3 separate regions of the Homo sapiens genome follow, and regions 2 and 3 are each linked to region 1. Evidence: chromatin loops called from intact Hi-C (ENCODE). Cell type or tissue: IMR-90. All regions are shown on one strand.

The links. Peaks named below come from ENCODE experiments on the same cell type or tissue, not always from the same donor. Only the 100,000 strongest peaks of a DNase experiment are listed, where the experiment ranks them.
Region 2: a loop joins it to region 1, with 4 times the contacts of the local background. A loop is called at or near these places in 12 of 110 quality-filtered maps.
Region 3: it touches region 1 in a loop (2.5-fold over the local background); 9 of 110 quality-filtered maps call a loop at or near these places.

What each region holds. Positions count from the first base shown.
Region 1 is chr9:134,448,670-134,451,169 of GRCh38, reverse strand. The region is part of intron 1 of LOC105376311 (a long non-coding RNA gene); the gene reads right to left. Among named protein-coding and RNA genes, the nearest start is that of MIR4669, 71 kb to the right of the region's middle. RefSeq lists a silencer at 1,233-1,527. In IMR-90, CTCF peaks have their summits at 1,426 (motif pointing left) and 1,880 (motif pointing left); a DNase peak (open chromatin) is centred at 1,389.
Region 2 is chr9:134,659,356-134,661,855 of GRCh38, reverse strand. All of the region lies in intron 1 of COL5A1 (collagen type V alpha 1 chain), which reads right to left. Among named protein-coding and RNA genes, the nearest start is that of COL5A1-AS1, 7.8 kb to the right of the region's middle. In IMR-90, a CTCF peak has its summit at 1,260; no DNase peak of the experiment used is centred here; H3K27ac peaks cover 799 bases.
Region 3 is chr9:134,533,765-134,536,264 of GRCh38, reverse strand. The region is part of intron 2 of LOC100506532 (a long non-coding RNA gene); the gene reads right to left. Among named protein-coding and RNA genes, the nearest start is that of COL5A1, 110 kb to the left of the region's middle. In IMR-90, no CTCF peak of the experiment used is centred here; a DNase peak (open chromatin) is centred at 1,374.

The sequences.
Region 1 (2,500 bases):
CATGTCTGCCTGGGCAACATGGAGAACCCTCAGCCCCAATGGTCCCCGCCTCATCACCAGCCTCTCTCCCCATGTGTCTCTGTGTTACTCTTTGCACACCTCAGTTCTCTCCTGCCTCTGAGCCTTCGTATATGCTGTTCCCCCAGCCTGGGATGCCTTTCCCTGTATTGCTGTGTAGTTGTGCTATAGACAGAATATCTGTGTCTCAACAAAAGTCATGCATTGAAATCCTAACCTCCAAGATGATGATGTTGGGAGATGGGACCTCTGGGAGGCTCTGCCCTCATGAGTGGGATGAGCACCCTTATAAAAGAAGTCTCTGAGAACTGCCTTGCTCACTTCTGCCATGTGAGGATGCAGACAGAAGCAGCCAGCTCTGAACCAGCAATGGGCCCTTGCCAGATACCAAATCCGCAGGTGCCTTGATCTTGGACTTCCAGCCTCCAGGACCATGAGCAATAAGCTGCTGTCTGTGAGCCACCCAGCCCAAGTGGACTAGGACAGGTCGGCTTCCCGTGGAGGCCCCACCTGCCATGCTGTCCAAATCAGCAACCCCACCACCACCTCCCACACTCACTGCCTTCCCCATGACTTGATTCCTCACATGCTTATCTGGGACCAAGGGCTCCAGCTCCAGATGCAGGCATCCACCAGCCTCAAGGCCAGGCACCACAAGCAGGCCCCAGGCATGCCACTTTCTCCCCTCTGTCTTCCTTTGACCTCAGAAGGCACCCTCCTGAGGCTTCCTGCAGTCTCTGGGGACAACTTAGTTGTGTCCCAGTGGGGTTCAACTCATTAGAATTCATAGTCGCTTTGTAGTTGACAAGGTCTGCTCCAGAAGGACCACCACAAATCTCCCCTGGGACTAATCAGGGCAGATGTCCCAGGCACCACACTTCCATGCTTCTGAACCACAGTGTTCTGCATCCCCTCCCTCCCCTCAGCAGCAAGCAGGGGAAGGGCACTCTCCCCAGCCCATGAGATGGGCAGCAGGCAAGGAGGGGTGCAGGGGCTCTGCCTGGGGAATCGCAGAAGCATCACACAGTTCTCTGCCTTCACTCCTGGCCCTGAAAGCCCCTTCTCTGTATTTTGCTCTTCATTTCCAGAGCAGGATGTGGGAAACACAAGCACTGGAGGAAAAGGAGGACCCTTCAGCTAAGACGGAATCAGGGATGTTCATATGCGGGTCCGTCCCTGCTTCTACAGCCCGCCACGGTCCATTCTGGGGCAGCATCTTGGCCCCTAAGCATGGGGACAGAGAGCAAAAAGGCAGCATCTGCAAATCAAACTAAGCAGCATGTTCCAGGGCTGGGCAAATGGGAGAGGGAGGAGCCGGGAGGTGGTTGCCAGGGAAACATCAGAGCTTAGCCAGTCAGCAGGGGCCACCAGTTTGGTTGCCGGGTGCACTCTGCAGGATGACACTGCCCTCAGGTGGTGGATAGGGATGCTGACAGCCACGGCACCAGGGACCGCTATGTCCTGAGCCGATGGAGGCACCTTAGGATGTTTTCCCCTCGCTCTGTGTATACTAAAGATACCCAAGTAGGGCTGACCCTGCATACAGCTCCCATGGCCTCTCTGGGGGAGCAAGCTGAGGATATTCCGTTGTGATGAGGTTTCACAAGCATCCTGACCTCTGGGGAAGTTGCTTTTGCCACAGTTCCCATCAAGTGTTGCCCTGCATGCCAAGGAAACAGAGCCCCTTGCAGGGAAGACAAAGGGTCCATGAGATGCCTCCTTCCTTGAACATGACAAAATTCAGTGCTGTCATCCACATAATTCAGCGGCAAAGATAGGTTTTACTGAATTTCTTCAGTAAGGTATTTTCGTTTTCTAAACCCTAAAACTTGGAATAATTAGAGGTTGCCACCCAGTGGGGACTCAGAAAATTGCAACCCAGCTTTATCAGCTGTTGTAACTCTCCAAACAAAACCAAGGTCTCTGCCTATGTGTCGGGGGTGGGGTGGGGCAGGGTGGGTGTTCAGGGACTGGTGGAGTTTCTAGAGCCCCAAGAGGGGTGACATGTCCAACAGAAAGAAACCACCAAATTCCAAATTCAGGAGGACAGTGGAACAAAGTCTGCTGGCCTTGGACCTTTAAGCTGTCTGCCTTCCCACACCCTCGCTTTCCAACTCACCCAATGAAGAACACAGCTGCACAGTGACAGTCCCATCAAGCCTGTGTCTGCTGCACCCAGACAAAGCCTCAGAGTCCTTCTCATCACAGTGCTGTCAGCAGCCCCTGCTACCAACTAGAATGGTCAAATGGCTGTATGGCCCCCTCAATCCATGTTCCATTTGCTCCTAGTTCACTTGGGGTTTTTTGGCAAATTGTTTGCTTTTCTCTAAAGTATATTGTTTGTAACTCAAGTAGCTTGTTTGTTGCACCCAAAGTTCACTAGGTTTGTACTTACTGGAAAATTCCTGGGTCCTGCCCTTTTGACGTGTCCCCACCCAGGGCCCCCTGCCACCACATGCCCTCCAGTGACACTGACACCTTG
Region 2 (2,500 bases), 210 kb before region 1:
AGAAGCGGTCGGAGGAACAGCGAGGTTGGCACTGCTTAAGGAATTCTGGAGCACAGCTGGAAGAGCTCCTGGGAGTCATTTATAGGGTGAGATGATTGATCCCAGAATTAAAGACATTTAGGTTGAAAGGGCCTGGAGAGATTACAGCTAAGAAGGTGCTGGGTGACATCTGGGAAAACTCTCAGGAAGATGCAGTGGGCTGGGCAGGGTTGCATGGGGAGGGGGGTATGGGTGCAGCACAGAGGGGACACTGGCGTCTAAGAGAGCCACCAAGTCTCAGCTCTGCTCCCTATTGGCCAAGTCAACTGGGCACGTCCTCACAGAGTCAGGAGAACCGTACTGACCTCACAGGACTGGTGGGTGGAGTGAAAGTCACCGACAGAAAGCAGTTGGTGCTGGGAGCCATCAGCCCATCCGTCAGCATCTGCCCACAGGACTGGAGGCTCCTGTACCTCACACACACGCCCTGCTGCAAACTGGTCATCTGCTTGGGGACCCCTTGAAAGATCTGGGGTGGTGCAAACAGCTGTGTGAAGCTCAGCAACACATGGCTGAGCCCAGATTAATGTCAGATGTGGGACAATTAGTGAATCCCTGATCCCAAAGATCCCAATCCAAGGAAGGCTGATGGGCAGCTTCCCTGGATGCAGCACCGAGAATAGTGTCCCCGACACTTCCCCAACCAAACTCCCCAGGCCACCCTAGGCAACTCTCGGCTTCCTCTCCCACCCAGCCTCTTTGGGGTCAGCAAACCCAGCATACCCCACCTCTGCCAGCCAGTGGTGGGTGTGGTAAGCTGAGATCACTCTTCTGGTACCTTCCATCCTCCCCTAAAAGAACCCAGGTGCATGGTTCACAGCTTCTAACATCTGCTCTCCACCCCACTTCAGAGAGCTACTTCAAAACATAGCAATTCTCTGGGCTGGTCAGCACCCTCTGAGTTTACAAAGCACTCACAATTCAACCCAGTGACCATTCACTGAGCACCTCACAGTGGCAGGCACTCTGAGATGCAAGAAGAACTCAAAGAGACCTTGCCTGTTTCTATAGAGATCTAAACTGTGCCTCCTTAGATGCTCACCACAAATCTATGAGGTAGAGAGACATCATCAGCTCCATTTTACACATGAAGAAACTGAGGCACAGAAGAAAGTTATGGTTTTGAGGTCGCACCATGAGTACTCTAGTACAACCCAGGCCAAGCCTAGGTTTTCACAATGTCTAGTAGAGCTGGGATGCAATACCCTCCTTAACCTCCAGGGGCACCACTCCCACCACTGGTCTCTAGCTAGACACTGAAGTTTGAGGCTTTGATGTCATGAGCATGAACTAGGGCTTTGGGTTACCACTGTTTACAGTGAATTCTGGCTACTGAGGTGACCTGAAACTAGAAATGCCTAAGACCACATATGCAGCAGCATCTCTATTCCACTGGTTTCTAATAAATTGAAACTTCCTAACTTTTCCTAATAGAATCTGTCTGGGGCATACAGTAGGCGTAGGTGAGTTACCCAGGTAGCGAATCTTCAGAGGACTTTGACAATTCTTTAGGACTCATGGTCCATTTTAAGTGAAAACCAAGAGTAAAACTCTTTTGAGCCTGGTCCTTGGCAAACCTGAGGACTCTCATGGCACATAGAACACATCGTTCTGCTAATAGGATAAAGGGTGGACTTGGAAATCAGGCCTGGGGCACTGCTTCTCTCAGAGTTTGCATTTTTCTTTTCTGAAATGCTGATGGTTTAAAGATGTGGATCGTGGCCCAGGTCCCTGACCCAGGAGGGGTTTTGTGATGCTATTCCAGCTCAGTTCCTGAAACATCTGGTCCATTTCTACCCCTGGCCCGCCTGCGCCTTATCTGCTATAGCATCTGGCTTGCTGGGCCCCATTTCTCCTTGGCCGTGTGTCGGCTGAAACTAAACAGGCAGCACCTACCTGGCGATAATCCTCCCCTATCACTCTTTCCTTCCCGCTAAAATGGAAAAACTGACTCAGACCAGGGCAGCTCACCCCCTTAAGCAAACAGTGCACACACAGCTGGGCACAGGCTCCAGATCTAATCCGCAGATCTCATCGAGGACGGTACTCGGGGCGCCTGTGGAGCCCACGGCTCTGTGGGCTTTGGAAGAGGCTGCTGAGTGACAGGATCCAAAAGGCCCCGCTCCCTCCTGAGACCCGCCACCAGGGCCATGGTGATGCAGGAGGGCAGGGAGGACAGAGGGTTGTTGGTGGGGTCACCGGACTTCACATTCCTCCTGCTCCTCTCTCTCAGTGCCTACTGCAGGGATGAAGACCCCAAAGAAAAAAAGTGCAACCGTCCTTCAGATAGGGACCAAAACCCCACCTTCCTTGGCTACTTGGCACTCTCGGAAGGCCTGGACTCATATCAGGCATGTTCCCAAGCAGCTGGACAGAATCAAATGCCCACAACTCAAAGGCTTTTTTATGATTATGATTATTATTATTGTTTTGAGATGGAGTCTCTGTCGCTCAGGCTAGA
Region 3 (2,500 bases), 85 kb before region 1:
GGAGGGGGAATGACGGGGGTGGTAGCAGACCCACAGTCACCAGGGGCTGGGGGGCTGGAGGGGGAATAACGGCGGTGATGGCAGACCCACAGTCACCAGGGGCTGGGGGCTGGAGGGGGAATAACGGCGGTGATAGCAGATCCACAGTCATCAAGGGCTGGAGGGGGGTGATGGGACATGGTACAAAGTTCTCTTTGGAGTGATGCAAATGTTTTAGAACCGGACAGAGGTGGTGGCTGCCTCACATCATGAAGGTACTAAATGCCATGGAACTGCTTACTTTAAAATGGTTATCTTTACATTATGTGAAGCCAGTTCCCAGGGAGGGTGATGGGGAACCCTACGGTGATGCTCTGGAAAAAGGGCCCAGAATTCCCCTCCCTCTCAGGGGTAGGGAGTTGGGATATGTATTCACCAATGTCCACCTCCAGCCCCATCATGATGGTGAGGTGTGCCAGGGACACAGAGATGCAGCCACTGGGGGCTGGGCTGTTGGAGAGGGTCCCTGACAGGGGTGGGTGCAGAAACTGCTACCCCTGTTTCTTAATTCAACAGTGATAATAAAGCTGTCCAGCCCCGAAGACGTGCCTCTGTATGTCTCCCCTATCCCATCTGCCCTCCCCAGAGACCCCCATTCTCCTGGGTGCATGTTTGTCATTCATCTGTGCAGTAGACAGAATGGTGGCCTCCAAAGGTGTCCCAGTTCCTGGAACTGGGAATATGTCACCTGATTTTGCAGATGTAGTGGGGCAGTGAGTCCAGTGTAATTAATCAGGTCCTTACAACAGGGAGGCAGGGGGGTCAGAGTCAGAGAGAGAAGATGTGAGGATGGAGACCAAGGTCGGGGAGAGAAGATGCTGCTGGCCTTGACGACGAAGGGTGGGGCCAAGAGCCGAGGACCGCAGGTGGCCCATAGGTGCTGGAGGGGGACTGCTCTCCAGAGCCCTGCCCACACCTGGATTCTAGACCAGTGAGACCAATGCTGGACTTCTGACTTCCAGAGCCATAAGATAATCAATATGTGTTGTTTTAAACTACACGTTTTAAATTCACGGCGATTTGTTACGGCAGCAGTAGGTATAGCATTTGTGAAATGTATGAAATTGAATATACATATATTTCTTTCCCTGACTTTTCTCCCTCAATCATATTTGATATTCATCCATGGCAAGGTGCGCCTGGGGGCACACGGAGCCATTATCCGCGCACCTAACTGCCGTGTAATATTCTACCACGTGGATACAGCCCCATTCTTTTGTCCAGCCACCTGTTGATGAGCCTCTGAGCTGTGTCCGTTTTGTTGGCTTTATAAGCCATATTCCTATAAACATTCTCTTCTGTCTTCCTGTTATATAAACAAGGGTTTCTCTGGACTACCATGTTCTGTTATTTGTTTATTCAGCAAATAGTTCTTGTGCATCTGTGCTCTATGCTGAGTGCAAGCCGGGGCTCCACGCAGCTGGGATCCGCCACCCACACACCCGGGGCACCATCAGGCTCTTCGCGGGTCCCTCAAGTCCCCTTACCTGGCCCTACATGAGCAGGAAGCTCTTTCATCCCCACAAGCACCCTATTTACAGGGTCATCACATGAAGCTAAGAATATCCCACTCCCAGGCGGGCAGCCGAAGTCACCTGCCCAGGTAAGCCCGAGGTGGGGCTGAGCCACGACCTCGTTCTTCCCAGAGTGCAGAGCCTTCACTGGTCCTCTGCCGAGTGAACTTCCTCCTCTTCATGAGGCTGTCCCCAGCACCTAGCTGTCAGTTTGATTCCCTTTGATAGACGAGAGAGCCCTCGGGGAAGCCGGTCTTTTCTCCACTCAGGCCCGAGGCCAGAAGCTCCGCGTTTCCGACGTGCTTAGAATATGTGAGCAACTATCGAAACAGTGAGGCCATTCTTTCGTGCGTCCAAAATATCCCTACTGACCTCTGCGTCCTGCTGGGCATTCGGCTTGGGGATTACGAGGAGGGGAGCTCCTGCCCCTCCAGCCTCGAAGGCACATCCAGTCCAGAGCACACGGGGGCTGGGGGCTGATTTCAACAGGAAATGGGGGACTCACTCCAGCCCAGATGATTCAGGGACCGCTGATTTACAAAGGGAGTGTTTGCAATAGTGTGGGTGAAGGGAGCCCCAGGAGAGTGTGGTCACAGGGCTCTCACCGCAGGCCCAGGGAGGAGGGAGGCAGCACTTCCGATCCCCATGGAGTCACACCTTGGGAGAGCTGCCACCTCCATGCAGCTGCACGGCCACCCTGAGACAACCTCACAGGGAGGGCCCTGGGAACGCCCACCCTGCCTTCCCTCCTGTCACCCCGCCCGCCGGCTGAGCCTAACCTGGAATTGGAGGGGAAGGGGGCCTTTGGCACTGTCTACCCAGGACCACGTCCGGTTACAGAGCAGAGCCGAGAAAGGTGGAGGGTGGGTATGGAGGGGCCAAACAGACCCACCGGCAAATGCATCATGTGCCGTTGGAAACACTGCAGTGGCGCCTCAAAAAGCTAA